Linked DNA regions of Mus musculus: region 2 is linked to region 1. A link is a loop called in an ENCODE intact Hi-C map of the cell type or tissue named here. Cell type or tissue: left cerebral cortex. All regions are shown on one strand. Each heading gives the region's core, and the rest is flanking DNA. Links, peaks and the distances in the headings are about the cores only. Region 1 has its middle 23 kb from the start of Itm2c. Region 2 holds the start of Spata3 (spermatogenesis associated 3).

Evidence for each region. Peaks named below come from ENCODE experiments on the same cell type or tissue, not always from the same donor. Only the 100,000 strongest peaks of a DNase experiment are listed, where the experiment ranks them.
Region 2: a loop joins it to region 1, with 8 times the contacts of the local background. A loop is called at or near these places in 2 of 42 quality-filtered maps.

The regions. Positions count from the first base shown.
Region 1 is chr1:85,866,350-85,876,426 of GRCm38, reverse strand. No RefSeq gene overlaps it. Among named protein-coding and RNA genes, the nearest start is that of Itm2c, 23 kb to the left of the region's middle. In left cerebral cortex, for the core only: no CTCF peak of the experiment used is centred there; DNase peaks (open chromatin) are centred at 5,702 and 6,282; H3K27ac peaks cover 2,029 bases.
Region 2 is chr1:86,017,543-86,027,619 of GRCm38, reverse strand. It overlaps Spata3 (spermatogenesis associated 3), which reads right to left and starts at 5,675. Exons shown (of 4, transcript NM_001122732.2): 1 at 5,271-5,675; 2 at 3,119-3,290; 3 at 1,063-1,206. The coding sequence starts at 5,571. The coding sequence ends at 1,101. In left cerebral cortex, for the core only: a CTCF peak has its summit at 5,803; DNase peaks (open chromatin) are centred at 5,311 and 6,009; H3K27ac peaks cover 946 bases.

The DNA of each region.
Region 1 (10,077 bases), core at 4,891-7,390:
ACTGAGAGCGGCAGTTCTAAGGATCAACTCGACGCGAGTGGACCTGTCATTTACAGAGGGCCTCTCCTCCTGGATTTCTTCTGCATTCTCTTATTTTAAGGAATGGGTGGGGGTAGTTTTATTTGGTGCTGCCATCTGCTGTGGGCTTGTGTTCATGCTCTGGTTGGTCTGCAAGCTCAGAGCCCAACAAAAACGTGACAAGGTCGTCATTGCTCAAGCACTTGCGGCCATTGAACAAGGGGCCTACCCCGAAATCTGGTTATCTATGTTGAAATAATTAATGTTGTGGTGATAAGTTTAGGAACATCATGATCAGCCCTTGCACACCGCTGAGGTCTCCTCATTGCACACGGTAGGGTGGTCTTGGATCCTCCTTCCTCATCACATTTTGCTTTGGCTAGCCTCTGATATAGAGTTCGCCCTAGGCCAATTCTAACCATAGCATAAGTATTGTGGTATCCAGAGACGGGCAAACTTCCTTGTGTGCGGACCAACCTAAGACATGGGGCCTGGTGGCGATAAGGTTTCCCTATGATGGGTAAGGCCATAGCATTAGAGGAATGACCTAAAACAGGAGCCACAGCTGATATGCAGATCAACAACTCAGGCCTAGACTAGCCTTGCTTTAGTAAAACAAACTTTTACTTTAATAAAACAAAAAGGGGGAGATGTGGAGAGCTGTGAGCAATTGCCATTACAAGATGGTGCTGGCTTCTGCTGTGCCGAACTGGTAAACAAGCAATGTGCGCAGGTGCAAGAGTGAATTCGTGCCAAGTCACTGCCCATCCCGGAGCGTAGCAATGAGGCGATGGGCGAGCAACAAATCAGGTGCTGACACGCCACGCTGAGGTGTATATAAGCAGCACTATTTTCCGGGGTTCGGGGTCTTCCTCCTGATGAAGCAATAAAGCTTTGCTGCAGAAGAATCCGGTTGTCTGAGTGTGTTCTTGCTGGTGAGACATTAGCTCTGGACACACATACATTGATTAATTAATAATAAGACGGACGTAAATTGGGCCAGGTCAGGTCTTGCCTCTGCCTAAATCTCACTCTGCCTTTTCATTTCCTTCAGAATAAATTCTAAGCCCCAGCCAGAAGGCTCCAGACCCTATCTTGTCAAGTCAGACCCTGCTAACCCCAACCTTCTTCCAACTACCTCTTGCCTCCTGCACACACCGGTCTCTCCTGTCCTGCTTAGGCATTGCACAGGCAGCAAAGGGCACTCATTCCAGATCTGTGTCTGGGTCTGTAACATCATGGAGGTCTCTGCCTTTCTGGCCTTTGAACAAAAGCCACCCCCAGGGAGACTTTTTCTTTTCATCACTCTTTGTCCTCAGATGTGTTCGTTTGATTTGGTTACCTGTCTCTCTCCAGGCTCTGTGTCTTTGAAATGTAAGCCCCTAAAATAGGAGCTTCATCCTGACTGTTCACTGCCATCACCCCGTGTTTCTGAAGAACCACCCCAGAATTCATTACATAGCCCAGGCCGGTTTCGAATTTGGCTTAATTCAGGGAACAATTCACATTTTGTAAGTTTCTCATCTAGAGATATGGTTTATCTTTGTCAAGCCCCCCTCTCTGTATGAATATGCATGTATGTATGTGAGTATGAATGTGCGTGTGCGAGTATGACTGTCGATGTGTATGTGAGCATAGTGTGTGTGACTGTTCATGTTGGTGAATGTGTTTATATGAGTGTGTGAATATGTGTATTATGTGCCTCTGTGAGCATGAATGTGTGTGTGTGCATGTGTGTATGTGTGTGAATTAGTGTGTGTATGTGAGTGAGTTTGTGTGCTGACTAGTTTTGACTTGAGAAGTGCCTAAGATATTAGATAAGTTTCTGCTGTGTCTGTGTCTGTGTCTGTGTCTGTGGCAGTGATGCTGGTTCCAGAAAGAACTAGATCATGAGGGCTCTGGCCTCCTCAACAGTTTAATCTATTTAGTCAGGAGATTTGTGATCAGATGTCATTCTCAGGAAGTGCTGAGAGGTCGGAGGTGGGGCCTGGATGGAGGAGATAGGCTACTTGGGGCTTGCCCTCTGTGGCTGCTCCAGACTCATCCTCTATCCCTCTTCTTGTTTCTTCCTACCAAGAAGCAAACAGTTTTGGTTAGGACCCTCATTGCCATGATGTTTTGCCCACAAACATGGTCCCAGTGACCATGGATTGAGGCCTGAGAAACAATAGCCAAAATAAATCTTTCCATCCTTTTGTTTTTGTTTTTTGTTTGTTTGTTTGTTTGTTTTCTGTCAGGAATTTTGGTCACTGACCCAGAAATCATTAATATAATCTACTAAACTTTAGGACCCTTGGTAAATCTTTGTGGCTTTATTTATTAGAATCCATCATCATTATCATTGTCCTTTGTAATTTATCAGGGCACCTAGTCAGTGGAGACACCTTTGCTGACAACGGACTTGGAGGCAGGGCAGACAGCCTCTAGGGCAGCCTCTTGGAGCCTCTAGACAGCACACGGGTACCCACCAGACTTGCCGGCGATTAACGGGTGATTAATGGGATTAACTCTAACCTCAGTTAAGGTTTTATTGCTGTGAAGAGACATCATGACCAAGACAACTCTCATAAGGACAACATTTAACTGGGGCTGGCTAACAGGTTCAAACTTTCAGTCCATAAGCATCATGGCAGGAAGCACAGCAGCATCTAGGCAGACATGGGTGAGAGCTCCACATCTTCATCCAAAGGAAGACAGGAGCAGACTGTCCTCAGACAGCTAGGAGGAGGGTCTCAAAGCCCATCCCTACAGTGACACATTTCCTCCAACAAGGCCACACCTGCTCTAACAAGTCCAAACCTCCTAACAGTGCCACTTCCTGGGCCAAGCATATTCAAACCACCACAATGGGTATCACCCCCTTTTAGCACCTCTGGGGACTAGCTTGTGCTAACCTTCAATCCTACAGTCCCACTTTGTCTCCCTCTTGGTTCTCCTTCCTTGCTTAGATGTTTAAGCTTCCTTCTGTGAGGGAAGCTATATGCTTGTCAAGACTTTGGATTGGGGGGAAAGTAACTTTAACTTAGAAGATGAATGTTCAAAGGGTTACATTGAAGCCAAATCTACTCTTAGATCTGTGGGAATTTTCCCCATCCATCCATCACCTGTTAGCTTGGTGCATTTTGTTGGTCAGGCACTGGCATTTGGATGTGAGCTGTGACCTATGAGTGTCCCATTGCTTGCTCCTTTGCATTTATGTTCTAGTAAAAGAGACAAAAATAAGCACATAAACAACTAATTCTGAGAGTGCTCAGTGCCTAGAGGACAGAAAAGAGTGACAGAGACAGGAGGACTGGGTGTAGTGGCATTGGCAGCTGTGGTTGGATAGACCTCTCTGGGAAGATACACCAAGGTGAAAAGCAGAGGGAGGAGCTAGCATCTGGGGATGTATGTTGGGAGGAGGGAGGAGAGGATGCCCTGAGTGAGTGAATTCCTTCATAAATGTGTATGTACATACATACATACATATCATATACATGACATATATTGTCGGGCGCTGGATGTGGGGAAATAAGTGCAAGGGGAGGGGGGGAACCTGCGTCCCTCCAGAGCTTGGGGAGGCTGTTCGAGAGGATGCAGGAGACTGCCACAGGACCCCATGGAACTGACACAGGATGGGCTTTGGGGCCGTGTTAGTCTGCCAGAGCCCGTTCTGGAAGGCGCAGTCTGAACTCCAACTCTCAGGCACCACAGAATGCTGGGTACTGTGAAAGAGCTGGCTCCGGGGTCCCTGGGCCTCATGGAGGCCAGAGAAGACAGGTTCTCAGTCTTGGGCATCCCAGATGCTGGTGGGATGTTGTGGAAGAGCTGAGAACAAGTGGGGGCCCCGGGGGCAACTTGGTCAGCCCAGGGGCCAAAGGAAGAAAGGACAGGGAGGAAGGCACTGGGTGGTTTCTGGGCGGGTGGGCAAGAGTCTGGCTAGCTCAGGCTGCTAACTCAGCAGGTGGTTTGGTAGGCAGGTGGTGGTGGTGGTGGTGGTGGTGGTGGTGGTAGTGGTGGCCGTGGCTAGAGCACAGGAAGGACTCCCAGCGGGAGCTTAGACAGCTGTTAAAGGGAAACCTGCTCTATTGCTCCAGCCCGGCAGATCCTGATAAGAAGAATCCATGATTTTAGAGTTTTATTGTAGAAAAGAAGAGAGAGAGAGAGAGAACAGTAAAGAGGTGGAGGATGGCCATGGCCATGTGGAGAGAGGGGAGAAGGGAGGGGGAAGAGAGGGAGCAAGAGGGATGGAGAGAAAGCAAGAGAAGCAAGAGAGACTGGAGGGGCCAAGCAGTCCCTTTTATAGTGGGCTGGGCTATCTTGCTGTTGCAGGATAACTGTGGGGAGGAGCATACCTGGCTATTGCCAGGCAACTGTGGAAGTGAAGTCTGGACAGCCTATGTGACTGATGGCCACAGAATGATGGATTTGAAGGCTCATAGTGTCAGGCATTTGTGTCTGGTGGCGTAGCTCACTGTTCTGTCCCTTGTAGAATTTTCTACTGGGTCTCTGGAGTAAGCCTTGCTTGACCAAAACACAGACTGCCTTTCACAGTCCCACAATATATGACATATAATACTATATATAGTATACTATATGTAACTATATATAATATAACATATGATGTGTGTGCATTTATATTATGTTCATTGGAGTTTTGCTTGCATGTATATCTGTATGAAGGTGTTGAGTTCCCTGGAACTGGAGTTACAGACAGGTGTAAACTTCCATGTGGGTGCTGGAAACTGAACCCAGGTCCTCTGGAAGAGCAACCTGTGCTAACCACTTATCCATCTCTCTATTACCAGGAGTGTGTATTTGGACCTGGGCATGACCTTTCAAGGACTCCAAAACCGATTGGCTCTGGGTGGGAAACTGGCAAAGCCATTACTTATATGGGCCAGGCTTAAGTGGCATAAAAAGGCTTTCCTCTGGAGTTGGAGCATGAGCGTTGATGGATTAGTGTTTGAAAACAAGTGACTTCGGCTTTCTCCTCCCAGAAGAGACCTCCTACAGAGACTCCTCCTCTTCATGTGTTGTACCTAACGAGCAGTAGAACCCCAGCCACCTGATCCTATGTTCATCTCGTGTGTTCTGTGTATCTGTCCTTTTCTTCATACCTTTGCTGTCCCTGGTCAGGTCTGGAACCCCACCCACAATTAAGATGGGCTCTCCCACATCAGCTAATTTAATCACGGCAATCTCTCAGAAGCATCTTCGGAGGACTCAAGATCTCAGGTGCTCCCTGAAACAATGCCTAGAGAAATTTGAATTTCGGATACACAACAGAAACTTTTTAGTGTATGTTTGTCCATTTTTTATTGGGCACCAGTATTCAACCTGGCAACCCAACTGGCTTCTGCCTAGGGACTGTTTGCTGCATAAGGGATGCAGGTACTGTAGCCGCCCATGGCCACACGAACCTGGTTCCTGAAAGGGAGACTGGAGCTATATGGGAGGAAGCAGCGGGGGTGAGGGGTGGGGTGGAGGGGGTGGGTGGGGGAATAACAAGACCAAGACAAATTCTGATCAAGGCCCAAGAGTTTACTAACAGTCTGTGCTTATAAAGGGGGAAGGCCCATCCTCCGCCACACCAGGCTCTTGATGCTTTGTTGCCAGTCTGTCAGCACTTGGTGCAGGCTGTCAGCACTTGTTTGCCAGGCTTGTTGTTTATCTCCAGAAGACAGGTTCAGCCTCTGCGGGGTTGTTTTGGAGAAGAGTGCAGGTTGTAGAACAATAGACCTATCTAGGTTGAAAGACTCCACCCTAGGTGGTCTCACAGCTACAGAACAGGTCTGAGTCAGCCTCCTCAAGGCTGGGGGAAGCTACAAGGTACTCTTAATTTCTTCCTTCTTTCCTTCCCCTCCCTTCTCCTCTGTGCATGTGAAGGTCCTGGAACTCATCTGTAGACCAGGCTGGCTTCAAACTCAGAACTCCACCTGCCTCTGCCTCCCAAGTGCTGGGATTACAGGTGTGCGCCACCACTGCCCGGTGTGTAACTATTCTTAAATGACCAAGGTGTAACTGTTCTTAAATGACCAAGGTTTCTCACAACCCACGGAGCTTCTCAGTTCATCATCATGAATTTTCTTCCCTCACAGGAAGCAGGCTGGCTTCAGTAACAGCCCATGCTTAGGCTAAGTTTTCCTGACAGAATGTTGGCTTGTGTCCTCTGAGTGTCCGGCATGGTTAATCTTACCATCTGCTTTGGAATCCGTTTCCTTCAGCAGTAAAGGGTAAATTCTCTCTCCACTGGGCATCTGGTGAGCATTCAATGCTTTTTCTTGCATCCAGCAAGAACTCCACGTTCCTGCTAGAGCTGTTACCCACCCCCACCAGAACCTCCTTCAGGACTTACGTAAGACGGCATCAGCTATTTCAGCTAATTTCATATACATTTGGCGCCTTTTAAATGGTTTTAAAGGCTCTCTTTGACTTGCCTGTTTCTTCAAATGCCTCCCGGGAGGCATCCATTTTTGAAGTGGCTTATTATAGCTGGTTTTAAGCTCCCACCAGCCACACACTGCCTTTCCCCATCTCCAACCCCAAGGCCTCCAATGGCTTCCCTCCCCCACACCAGCCTCTCACAGGCTAGATACTTTGTTTCTTCTCCTTGCCCATCCATTCTCACCTTGCTTTGATTATATCCCCCGCACCCCCCCCCAAAGGTCACAATTTCCACACCAAGCACACCAAGCCTCCCCTAATCCTGTCTAAGGGTTCTCTCCCCCTTTGCACCAGGAAGGCTATTACAGGTGCATTTTTCTAAAGGCTGCTTTTTGTAAGCTGTTTGCTTTTTTGTTTTTGTTTCTCTTTGTGTACTTTCCCTAAAATGTCTGTTTGAAGCCAAAGTAAAGAGTTACTGATTTCAAGCTTTGTATAAATGGCTTATGGTCTATGTCTAGTGATTGTATAGCCCTGGCTGTCCTGGAACTCACTTTGTATACCAGGCTGGCCTCGAACTCAGAAATCCGCCTGCCTCTGCCTCCCGAGTGCTGGGATTAAAGGTGTGCGCCACCACGCCTGGCTGTGTGTGAGTCTTGAAGAGGTTTTGTGCTTGCTAGATATGTGTTCTACCACTGAACTACTGCCCTAACCCTCCAGTAATTTAATCTTGAATCTGGTTTCCACTAGAGGTTTTTGTTGTGGTGATTGTTTGTTTATTTGTTCTGAGCCAGGGTTGTTAGTTGTTCTTGTCACCTTGACACATGTGGAGGGAGGGGTCCCTGGAATTGCTTAACCAATAATGCCCTCCATAGGCTCAGATGCTAGGATACTTGGTCCCAGTTGGTGGTAGGCTTAGGAAGTGTGGCCTTGCTGGAGGTGAGAGACCCCCATTTCTGGGAGACCCTCGCTCAAATCTTGGGATGAGCTGACGCCCCAATAACTCAAGAGAAACTGTTCTTGATGCAATATCACATTGTTGTGTCTGGCCAGTAGATCACAACCTGGGTTCTAGCCTGGAAAGGCATTTTGGAAACCTGGAAGAGAAGAGGGGCTAGGCGGCAAGAGAAAATGATGCAGCTAAGACAGGCATTCTGATCAAAGGTCAATTTTACTGTTCTGCACGCAGTTATAAAGCAGGGGAAGGGGGCCCGATTCCCGCCAAATAATCTCAGGATCCAGTAGCAGGGTGACCATGTGTGTGGCTCCAAACAGCAAAGTGGCATGTTACAGCAGTGGGCATGGCAGAACGATTGAACGGGAAGCTCCACCCCTGAGCAAGCAGGTTTCAGGCTGAGGGAGGGGAGACTACATCAAATGAGGTTTATTCGGGAATCAGCATGCTGAGGCCGAGCTCGTAACCTGCACAGGGACAGAGGAGATAGACCCCCAGCAGTTGCAGTTGAGGGTTTTTAAAGAATAAACTGCAAAGTGAGGGGAGGATAAGAGTACAAAGAATGGGGAAGCTGAGTAAACATTGTAAGAATGGGGATGATGAATTACAGCTCATCTCTTACAGAAAGGTTACAGGCTATCTTTGGCAAACATTCTTGGTCCCTTACACTATGGGTCAGGTGCCTGGGTGAGTCACCCAGTGGTTCTCTCAGGCTGAAGGTGAAAGAACGAAGAACTCCATGCTGTGCTTCGTTTCTAGGGGTCTAAGAAACACATTGAGTTGGGGTCTTACATTCTCCACTCCTTCTAGTAAATAGTTCTAATCATAGAACTAGAAAAATTAAACCTCTGACTCAGTACAGCCCGTATCAGCCTGTTCTACTTTTTGATATTGTTGGCGTAGCATAAGAACCTGTACAGCACTGACCAGCTGTCTGAAGAAAGCCATTATCTTGTTATTTACGCAGGGGCCTATAGTAAATAAAAGAAGCAAAACTAATAAGGGGCCCATGAGGGCAGATAGTAAGGTAGTCATCCATGGGGATTTTGTGAACCAACCTTCAAACCATGCTTCATTAGCTTCTCGCTCTCATTATCATTTTCCTAACCTTTCTCTGAGTTTGGCCATAGAGTCTCTAAAAATAGCACATTTGCAAAGTGGGTTCCAGGGTGGGTCAGGGTGACTTTCTTTGAATGAACATTCTCTGAACCCAGGAAGCGGGTGGGTAGAGGAATGTCGCTATCTGTTTTATGATTAGCGTACCTTGGAGCATTGAGTCACAAAGGTCATATTCTCAAGCCTGGGTCTAAAGGTCTAGAATTTTTTGTTTTATGTTTTTCATTCCCCACTTCTACTTGTTAGTAGTTCTAATCTTAGAACTAGACACTATCTTCTTCCTGACGCACTTAATCCTTTAGGGCATGGTACTGTTGTTTCAAAACTAAAAGCTGCACTGCAAATTCTTGCTCTCTAACACACATGGACCTATAATTAAAAACAGAAGCAAAATCAAAAGGGGTCCCATAAGAGTAGAAATTAGGGTGGTCAAGAGTACAAGATAAGGGCCTTTCCACTGAATCTCAAGGTTTTCTGTACGATGGCATCTAATGTAGACTGAATCTCTAACTTGGAAGAGAGGTGGGGCTTACAGGTCTCCTTCTTTTGAGTAGGCCTTCTGGAGCTGCTTCCATGATGGCTGTCCCACCCACTTGAGTGCCTTGAGCCTAGAGAACAAAGGCTGAGATAGCAGCATGTCAGCACTATGTACAGAGGCTATTTTTACCAGTGAAGGGGGCCCCCCATAGAGTAATTCATAGGGGGTCAGTCCAAACTGTCCAGGGATGTTTTTAACCCTGAAGAGCACAAAGGGTAGGAGAGCTATCCAATCATTAGTTCCAGTCTTCATTGTCAATTTGGTAAGGGTCTCTTTAATGGTTTTATTCATCCTCTCTACCTGTCCTGAGCTTTGAGGCCTGTATGCACAATGTAACTTCTAATCAATCCCCAATATCTTGGCCAGTCCCTGACTTACCTGGGCAACAAAGGCAGGTCCATTATCAGACCTGATTACCTTGGGTATCTCAAACCTTGGGAAGATTTCTTCTAGGATCTTCTTGGCTACCACATTGGCCGTCTCAGTCCTGGTAGGAAAAGCTTCTACCCAGCTTGAAAAGGTATCTATAAACACTAGTAAATACTTATTACCCTACTTGGCTGGCTTCACCTCAGTCTTCTCTCAGGAGGCATTTTGGAAGGATTAGCATTAACCAGCTGGCAAGGCACACAAAGTTTGTTGACCGAGTCAGCCACTCTCGGTAATCTCAGAACATGATAAGGGGATGTTCTAACCAGTCTCTGCAGATGTTTAGTTCTTAGGTGGGTTGGACGATGCATCTGTTGGACATATTCTAGTCCTTTTTGTAGGGTAGGATCTCCTTCCCTTCTGAGGTTTAGCAAGTCCCCTTTGGGATCCTAGAGAACTGGTCTATCTTTTTATTTCTTGCCAGTCTTCCAGGGTGTACTGCCACTCGGGTCCTGGGGTTTTGGACTTTTCTGCTACAGGCAGAAGGTTAACACTCTGCGCTGCCTGCTTGGTGGTTAGGTCTGCCATCTGATTCCCTTTAGCCATAACATCTTAGGTCTTTCTATGCAGATGCCAACAGCCCTCTTTGTCTGTATATTGCTCCGTGCAGTGTCGAAAGCATACCTGCTGTCAGTGTAAATGTTGATAGACTTCCCCT
Region 2 (10,077 bases), core at 4,456-6,955, 150 kb before region 1:
TAGGGGCGATGCTGTACTCTCACAGGGTTTGGATGTTTATACATTTCAAGCATCGATTCCCAGACCCGGGCTTGTCTACAACCATCCCCCGTCCATTCCCATGCATGGGATGGGAGGACGGAAGGGGCGGACTGAAATGTTTCCATTGGCTCTCACTCCCTACCTCAACCATCACCTTTTAAGCATTCAAGACCATTTGAAGAAGACCTAGCTGTTGGGATGCCTACGAGTGAGTGCTCTTGGTGACCACCTCTTTCCAGTTCCCTTCCTGACTGAGCCATTGGCTCTTTGAATGATGACTTTTGGCTGCAGGTGACCAACAGCTCCCTCCTCCTTCAGGGACTTGCCCTCAACTCGAGGAGAATTGCTTTTTACACAAAGAACTCAAATTTCCTCCCTACACCCACATAGTCACATATTGACCAACTGACACAGGGAAATGAAAGGGAAGCTTCGTGTCTCTTGAGGAAGAGCATCTGTTGTACAGATAACATTCTAGGACTCCACAGGGATGAAGCCTTCCCTTCTTCCTTTTGCCTTTGCTCTTGCCTCCCACCCAGCCCTGCTTTGTCCTGAGAGTACTTCCTCCAGTTATCTGGTGCACCCAGTCCTTGTTTGGGTCTTTGCTTCTGGGTTCAGGTGAGACAGGAGTGGTGACTGAAGACATCTTCATATGCAGAGATGGTGTAATATAAATGAGCAGTGGCAGAGATCACACACATTCCAAAGAAGCATGCATAGCATGAGCTTGGTACAGGCGGGAGAACACTGGTGTGAGTGGAAATTGGGGATTCAGCAGTGGGGCTTATCCGAGATAATCTCTACCCTTCCCCTCCCCTACTTCTTCCCATCTAGGACTAGGGAAGCCATAGGTCAGGGGACGGGGCTGTATGAAGGGCCTTTGTCCTGATGGTTCTAATCAAAGGTCTCCAGAGAGGCTTGAAAGAGTCCTGAGGTAGGAATGATCATGAACCTTCCCTGACAGGCTGAAGGCCTAAAGGCCTAGTCCACCTTGAGATAGTCTTCTCTAGCTAGAGAAAAGGGACAAGGTGATCCTCCTACCTGCCGGACGGTGGGCCTGGGGTCCAATTCACAAGGATTCAGCCATGAAGTAGGCAACTCCCAAGGCCCCCAGAGCCACAGCAACAGTTCCGAGAGCTTGAAGCACGAGAGTTACGGGGAGCGCAGTACTTCCTTGACGGTTTTCTACAAAGCAAAGCAGAAAGGGAGTGGGGGTTGGGGAGAAAGGCTGTGTACTGCAATGAGACAGTGGAACTTAGAGTCTCCTCCTGATCATTCTCCCAAAGGGACACATTGCTCTCACCTCTCTCCACAAAACTTCCTACGAGACCCCTGGGGTATGAGGGTCGGTAGCCTGCGACTGATGCCCAGAGGGGCAACAGGGTACGAGGTTGGTCCAGACCACGATGTGCCAGGTCTTGTTCCAGACACCTCCCACTCACCTCCTCTTTAAGCTTCACAGCAACCCTCTGAGGCATTTTAGAGATTTTTCAGATATCAGGAAATAACATATTAATTACAGTCTCTACAAAGACTGGGACAGCAAACCAGTATAAGTCAGGAACCAGTGAACCAGTATAAGTCAGGAAGCCATTCAGAAAATGTGGTATCTAGTCTGATAAAAAGCCAACTAAAGGAGGGATTCTTGTCTCCATGGATGCCTAGTAGAAGTCCTCTGAGACGGTAAAGACTGCAGAAGCAGGGACTCACGTGGAAAAATAAACTCTTGCCCTGGCTATGGGGTTCTATGCCTCTTTCGCTTGCATTCCTAACTCTGAACTGTGTTTTGGCTTTTCCTACAGCCTAGAATAGCCCTTCTTTCCATCCTAAGCCAGAGAGGGATCCAAGGATACTTTTGGAGTTGGCTCACACACTGGGCACACAATGCTGTGGACCCTGATATGGTACTATTGTCTTACTCTGAAACTCCCAGAAGCCCTCCTGTTCCACACACTACTTGCTTTGTGCACAGGTTTCTAAATGCACAGGTCTTAGCTAGCTTCACAGGCTGAACACACTGGAAGGTGAAGATCTTGTTTAGGTGTCTCTCAGACCACCTAGCATCTTCCCAGAGTAGGATTTGATTTTTTCACCCAGGGGAACACACAGCACCATCTGGCAGCAGATGAATGGACAGACAGACTGTGTGGGTGAGTGGTGGGCAGACTCTTCCTGGCCGGGACTCAATAGATGGTATCTCTGACTCTAGGTATGCTCTGTTCACCAAATAGCTCTGTATCTGTGTGGGTATTATTATTATTATTATTATTACTATTATTATTATTATTATTCAAGAGAAGGAGCTGGAAAGGGTAAGAGAGGAGGATGGCATGGTGGGCTGTGCTCCTGATGTAGCGATATGAGATCCCCAAGGGGTTTTGTGAAGTCCTGAGTATAAGCAGGGTGGCTCATTTGGGTAGAGGCCCCTCTCCTGGCCCCAACACATGACTCAGAAAGAGTGAGGACATTTTCAGTCTGTTCTTAACATGGACAGAACCCTTTTCATGGGTGCCAGTGGGTAGATGACATATGACATTTCTCTTGAGGCATTGTGGAAGAGGAGCAATAGGACCGAGACTGGGTGATGTCATGATAAAGGAAGGAGATGATGCTAATAGACTGGTCTAGAAAACATGGCCCCTGTGAGGACTCCTGGTAAAAGCATGGCATGTTCTGTGTGGGACAGATTTTGCTATTATTGGCAGAAGGGACCTATGAGTTACGCGATCAGGTTTATCATTGAGTTCCAGGGATAATTAACATGCCGTTTAATAAATAGACACTCCCTGTGTATGGTATGGGTCAAAAAAAAAAAAGTGAATGGCTAACCAATGTGTAATCACACAGCTCTGGAGTTTACAATGGGCTGGGTGGGAGGGTGCTGTCAGCAGAGAAGACGGTTTCATAGAAAAAGGAACAGACAAAGAGCTGGCCCACCAAACCAGAGACATTGTTATTTAGAAGGAACGGCTTTGCTTTTGAAAAGCCTATGATGTTTGGAGGAAGTTACACACAGTTGCCAACCAGATCTGAGGACCGAGCCTGGCCCTGGGAACTCTACACCCAAGGCTTTTTAGCCCTCCCGTTCATGCGGAACCTGTAGAAGGTGAGAAGGTTTGGGACTCCTCTCCCTGGCATGGATGACCAGTCCCGAGGTAGGAGGACATCAAAGATTCGGCTATGGCAAAGCCCCAGACGATGCCAGCAAGCGGAGCTGCCCGGGCAGGCTGCACAGGAGCAGGAGCGTGGGGCCACATAGGTCAGAGGCACTGCTGGACAGAGAAGGAGAGAGATGAGGACTGCACCTGGTTCTTGGGAGTGGGACACAGTCTCTAGGACAGTTCTAGAAGTCATGTTATTGGGAGTTGGTAAAGGCTAAGAGGCGGATTCTAGCAGGTGTTGTAGGGCATCAGTGGGACATCTTTGCAGGTTATATCTTGCCTTGGGCCCTTCACATAATCCCTCTCTCCACTTCCTAGCAGATTCACTGTGAGCTACACCTTGCCGTGATACGTGGATACTCTTAAAACCGTGAGCCAACGTGAATAAGTCATCGTTTCAGTAATTTCTCAGATAACTGGGTCACGGTGATGAGAAAGTTAACAAATTCAGTAGGCCATGGACAGTCCCTCCTTTGCCTCTTCAATACCCTATCGTTTTAAAGGTTTAAAGATGTGGTGCTGGAAGGTTTTGCTTTCTACTGACACCAGCTCTGAGGCTATCACCCAGAAATGTCTACATGGTTGAAGCTCATGTTGCACACAGACACCAGTCACAGAGTCACCGTTGTCCTGGCAATTCCTTGGCTTGAGAGCTCTGGTTCTCTCATGGTTTGTGTTCGTTCTCTGCTCAGACTGTTTTAGGATTGCTGTGGCCCAGAGTGTGAGTTGCTCAAGGACATAGAGTACTTTGGTCATGGTTCAAGGAAAGGTCAGAGAAAGATCCCCTCTTCCTCCTCCTCCTTCTCTCTGGAGGACCTGCTGGCCTCTTGGTATTGGAAGGTCAGTTGTGGTCAAGGGTAGGGAATCTGGAATCAGAATAGACTCAAGTTTCCCTTTCAACCATACCAAGGGCTGCTCCAGAGGACAAAGGAATATTTCCTCCCTACAGTATCGTCAGATAAGATGGACGGAAATGGATGAATGAAGTACTAGGCATGGAAGGAACAGTCAATGGTCACTTGTCTATCTTCATTATCCTCAGTGGTCTGGAGCATCCCAGCTTTCCAACTCCACTTGAGTCCCCTTGATACTGTCCAAAGTTTTGTCTCTCATTGGCTATCCAAGAAGATGGAGACTTCTTTTTGACAGCTGGCCAGCCATTTAATATTAGGCAGAGCTAAACTAAATTAAAATGATGGCTACAAAATACTGTTTTTACATTTTTGGTTTGCTTTATACATTGCGCAGACCCTTTTCTAGTATCTTCTGTGGGAAGGGATGACAAGCAGAAATATAGGATGCCTATTTGGAACAGATACTAAGGATTATAACATTATTTGTGGCTTATCTGAAGTTAGGAGTTAGTCAGGAGTCCTATATTTTGATCTAGCCATCCTCTCTGTAGTCCAAGGTCAGATCTCTTAGGGTAACATGGAAAGACAAAACAAAACTCCTATCTTCCATCTGACAAACAGAAACCCCCAATTCTCTCAAAGGCTGTACCATAGTCATCTACCTCCATCACCCTGTACTATCTTCTTTGGAGTGGTCTGGCCTCTCGAATAACCAATAAAAGGTAGCCAGAAGGCATATCACTGCTTCCTTTCTTTTAGTCTATATTTGCTTTTAATTTCTGAATGGATACTAACTGACTCCTAATGAGAGGGTCTCCCCCCATGGAGCCGTAAATGTTAGTATGTATCCATGGCTGTTTGCAGCGAGACCTGAGATGCTACAGAAGGACATAGCCTAGGGATTCTACTCTCTCATAAAAATCATCCTCTTGGCCGGGCGTGGTGGCACATGCCTTTAATCCCAGGACTTGGAAGACAGAGGCAGGCGGATTTCTGAGTTCGAGGCCAGCCTGGTCTACAAAGTGATTTCCAGGGCAGCTAGGGCTACACAGAGAAACCCTGTCTTGAAAAACCTAAGGGGGAAAAAAATCATCCCCTCCACAGCTTATAAACTTAGCCCCGGGCAGCATGCTGACTATACACCACCACCACCAGACTGGAGCCCACCTCTGGTAGCTCTGGGACTCTATCAGCAAGAAGGCTAGAACTGCCTTAAAGCAGGAAGTCCGCCCACCTGCTTTCCTGCTTGGAAGAATTGGTTTAGGTTCCATGGGTACCAGGAACGGAGATGAGGCAGGTTTCTCTGGAGGCGGGAGAGGCTGTGGTGTATGCTGTTGCGGTTTAGGCTCAGGGTTAACTTGGTGTGGTGTGGTGGACTCCTGGCAAGGCTGTGGCTTAGATGGTGGCGAGGCGGGCTCTGGACATGACGGCGGGGTTTCTGAGCTGGGCTGCTGTGAGGAATCGGAGCTAGTCTGCGGTGAAATGGAATTCCTGCGGCGCCTGGAATCAGACTTTTTCTTTTTGACCTTCTTCATGGTGATCCTTCTAGAGTAACACCGTGGAGCTACATGGAGCTGTGAATTTCCTGGCTCCCTCCCTAGGTAGGCAGTCTCCCCTGTGGGTATGTCTCTGATCTTTGACCACAGCAAGGTCCCACAGACAAGAGTCACCCATACCTCCTGTGAGGTCACAAAAGCCAGGCTGGCCCCTGTGGCTAGGGCTCTGGCACCGGTTTCCTCTCCCAGGGCTTCCTGCTTGAACCGGCAGGAGGCAGCAGCTGCCTTGTTCCTCCATGGTCTAATTAAGACAGTCTTTGGGCCTAAGAGAACTGGATCCATGATTATGTGACCAGAGCCTCAGGCACCTTTCGGCTGCACGTTCCAGGGTCCGTGAGAGCTACTTTTTATTCGAAGACATCCTGAATAGGAAGGATTCTCAGCTCCGTTGCTGGTTTCTACGTGTCTATCCCCAAACACAAACATTATGGTTAACATTTAGGGAACTTTCCTGAAGATTTGACTTCCTTTTTTAGCATTTTACCTCCCACAACCCACTGCCTTCTGTCATCTCTGAATATATGTGAACACGAGTGCTTGCTTGTATGAGTGTGTGTGTATGTCTAAACTTTTATAAGAATCCTCGAATTTGGCCAATTCTACCTTAAGCCAGTTCTCAGAAAACGAAAAATTTCTCAAATTCATTTCATTGGTATTACCTCCCAAAACACTGGTTAGGTCAAACAAACTATGAATCTCTTAACAATTTAACTTCCATTTTAGGGTGGAAGAGTGAAAAGTGTTTTGAAAAGATAGCCTGTCACACATCACAATAGAAAAGTGCGTTCCCAGAAAGAACTTCCTCCATGAAGTAGGTAAGCTGCGTGGGTAAAGTACACCTGCCCTACTCAGACACCAGAAGCTGGGGAAGGGGTGAGGATGCAGTAAGGAGGGTGGAGGGAGAGCGAGTGAGCCAGAAAGGTCCTAGACAAGCTACACACAAAGGCTAGACCAGATGTCAACAGTGAAGTGAGAGAATCTATTTTCAGGCTTCTAGAGCCAGCAAAGACTTTGCTGACTATTATTATTATTATTACATTATTGTCATCACTATTATTATTATCCCAAAAAGGATATTGATGTTCAGAGAAATTCAGTTATATAAGTACCTCCCAAACTAAATCCCCATTTCTAGTTGATTGGTGACACACTCAAGATTAAGTTCTAAAGGGTTATTTTTCTTTATGACCCCAGTAGGCAATGGGGAGTCAGATTATACAGACTTTGAAATTAAAGAATTGGAAAAAAATTAAGTTTCTTGCATGAGAAGATTAGAGAAAGATATGGGTTGGGAGTGCAGCTTAGATCAGTATGGCTCAGGCTGTGTCTGGTTGGTTTGGAGCAAGGCGGTTCAGTGGGTAGGTGAATCTACAAGAAGCTGGCAGTTTCTGAGGTCAAAGATCTATGGGCCATTTGAAGGGATGACATTCAGAATCAGGCTGGAACCTTTTCAGTGACTGCTAGACTTTGACTGATGAGCATAACCTGATTGAAATCAGTTTCTCAGTCTCAGTCCTGATTGACACTATGGGCTAGATAATATCTTTTGGAGGAGGCTGTTCTGTGTGTTATAGGAAGCTCTGCAGCCTCTCTGGCTTTGACTGGCCAGCACCCCATCAGTGTAAGGAAAAGAACATCTCCAGATGTGGCTAAATATGCCCAGAGCTTGGAGAAGGTGTTAACATTTTTCCTGGTTGAAAACAACCGGTTTAAACGAATCTGATGGGACAGGAACATATTTGGGTAGAATTTAAGTAGCCATGAAATAGCCAGTTCATTTCTCCTTAAAGGGATGCCACAGGGTATGGGACACACAAGCTTGTGTTCTGGGAGATAGAGGACAGAATACAGGTTGAGGAATGTTTGTACCATTAAGGAGAAATGGTTCAGAAGCAGGGAGAAATCCTCATAAGAGTTTCCTGCCAAGAACTGGCTCTTCTACATCACAGTCACAGTGCACTTAGCTTAGGCTTATGTCTAGCTTTGTCTTAGCTTTCATTCCCCTTGCCCTAGATTTGGGCAAGGAGAGCCAACAAGTTTCAGAATCGATAGAGAGTGAAAGGGGAAGGATGGGGCCCTTCAGAAGACTCTAGGCAGAAATTTTCTTACTAAGAGGTTGTTGCCAAAGACAGGCTAGGATTTTTGTAGTCCCCGAGGAGAGTCTCAATTGGAATGGGCTCATCAGTGGGGACTTTTTAAACCAGAAGCCTTGTCATGTGGTAGTGAGTTTAAAAGGTTGGAGGTTAGGTAGCAAGGATAAGACTTTGAGTGTGATAATACCATGCCCCATCAACAACAGTCCCTTAGGTTCTGGCCTTTCAGGGTGTTCTGCACACTAGAGTGAGTGTGTCACCATCCATCCCAAAGTTAGCCTCTACGTGCTGAGTCTGGTCTGGCATCAAGCAGTCCTTCATCCTTGCATGTCATGTGGTAGGGGAATGGGTCTAACTAGAGAGAGATAGCTTGCTGTGGCAACTAGCTGAAAGGACAGCAGAGCCTCTGTAATGGAACATCGAGGTGCCTGTGCTCAGAACACTTTTCTGGGTCCTATGCTGTCCCAGGAAGGGGCTTCTGGAAACAGAAAGTGCCCAAAGTCCATGTTAAGAACATACTGCTCAGTGACTCTAGGCTACAAATTAACCCTCCGGGGTCACAAGTTTACTAGGGGCTTTGAGTAAAAAACACAGTGGTAAAAGCTAGTTGACTCTTTTGAAGTCCCAACCTTAGAGAGGTGCTGTGAAGACTGGAGGTGAAGAGCCCCTCGCACAGTGACTGGCTCACAATAGGCTGCTTTTATTGTCATTCTATCCCCTGGAGAAGTAACAGACTAGAGAGTCCCCTAAGGAACTTGGGAATGGCGTTAGTGCATTTGGAGAGGAGGAGGATGGGCTATTACAGGTCCTACAACATCCCTCAGGACGTTATAAAAGCATGATTTCTCTCCTACACTGTGTGTGTGTGTGTGTGTGTGTGTGTTTGGGGGCGGGGGGCGCAGATAGTCGGGAGAGGTAACCCTCTGGGTTAACTCGGAACAGTTTCAGATTGTCCCAGCCCACACATCTTGGGGAAAGGATGCTGGTTCATTACCATTCAGATCGTACCCCAAACGTCTGGAAGGCACCAACACAGGGGCTCTGAGGTCAGGGATTTGCTCACTTCTCAGGGGGAACAACAATCCCAGTCTCCACCCTCGGGCCCCTCACCATCCGTTTGGGTCTGGCGATCCACTAGGTGGACCATGTGCGCTTGGTTATCAGCGCGCTGGACGTCCAGGACACCCTGGGGGCGGCTGGGACAGAACACTGCTGTGTGCACCTCGACCCCCGGGTTTTCTGAAGAGAAGACGCTGTATAGCAGGTCCCCCAGACGGCGGCGCGACTCGTCCTCCTCATCCGGCCGCGGCTGCACCAGGATCCCGACGAGCGCGGCTGGCGGGCGACGCTCCTGGACCCGTACCTGCTGCAGGAGCAGCTGAAGTCGCGGCAGCTGCGTGTCCAGCGCCGATGCGTGGCACAGCACCAGGAGCAGCTGCTTGCCGGGCTCTGAGCTTAGCTCGGCGATCTCAGCGGCTTCAGAGCCGGGGTTCCCTTGTGGAGCCCAAGGCTTCTCGCAACCAAGCAAGTCCTCCTTCTTGAGACGCGAGAGCTGCGGCATCTTTGCTCGCCGCTTGGCGGCCGGGGCTTCGGGGTTGTCCGCCAAGCTGTCGCTGGTGCGCTTGAGTCGCCGTCTGGCACTGCGGCAACTACTTTGGCAGTCTGTTGCTTGGGTGTTGGGCAGGGTCGTGTAGCTTTCATCCTGCTTGAAGAACTCTCTTATTAACAGCACCCGACCGCGGCCTGAGACGGACTGACTTGGGGTCTCCGGTTGCTCCTTGATCTTTTCCTTCTTTGGGGCTCTTGAGGGCTGCTCCCCAGGCCTCTGTTCCATGTCTGTCCGGTTCTCTTGTCCCAATGGCCTGGGACCCCTGTTAGCCAAAGGAAAGACTGCCTTTCCCTGGAGCATGTCACAATACCCCTCGGCCTTACAGCCTTCTGCCTCAAGCAGCCAAGGGCCTCCACTTTACTATTACTCAGGAATCTTCCAACACAGGAAATTGATGTTGAATGCTGGAATAATATATGGTTCTTCCCTCTCACTCTCCTCTCCCTCCTTCCCCTCCCCGACTTTTAAAATTATTTATTTATTTGTTTGTTTGTTGATTGATTGATTGATTGTTTTTCCGAGACAGGCTTTCCCTGTGTAGCCCTGGCTGTCCAGGAACTCAGGCTGGCCTCGAACTCAGAAATCCTCCTGCCTCTGACTCCCAAGTGCTGGGATTAAAGGTGTGTGCCACCACTGCCCAGCTCCGCCCCCCCCCACCCCCTCTTAAAAGGCACATCTTTCAGACTATACATGGACCTCTTATATTAAAGCCTAGAAGAAAAAAAAAGGCATTTTAAAAACAGTAGACCAGATGTGATCTGGACACCTGGGATTCTGAGAGTT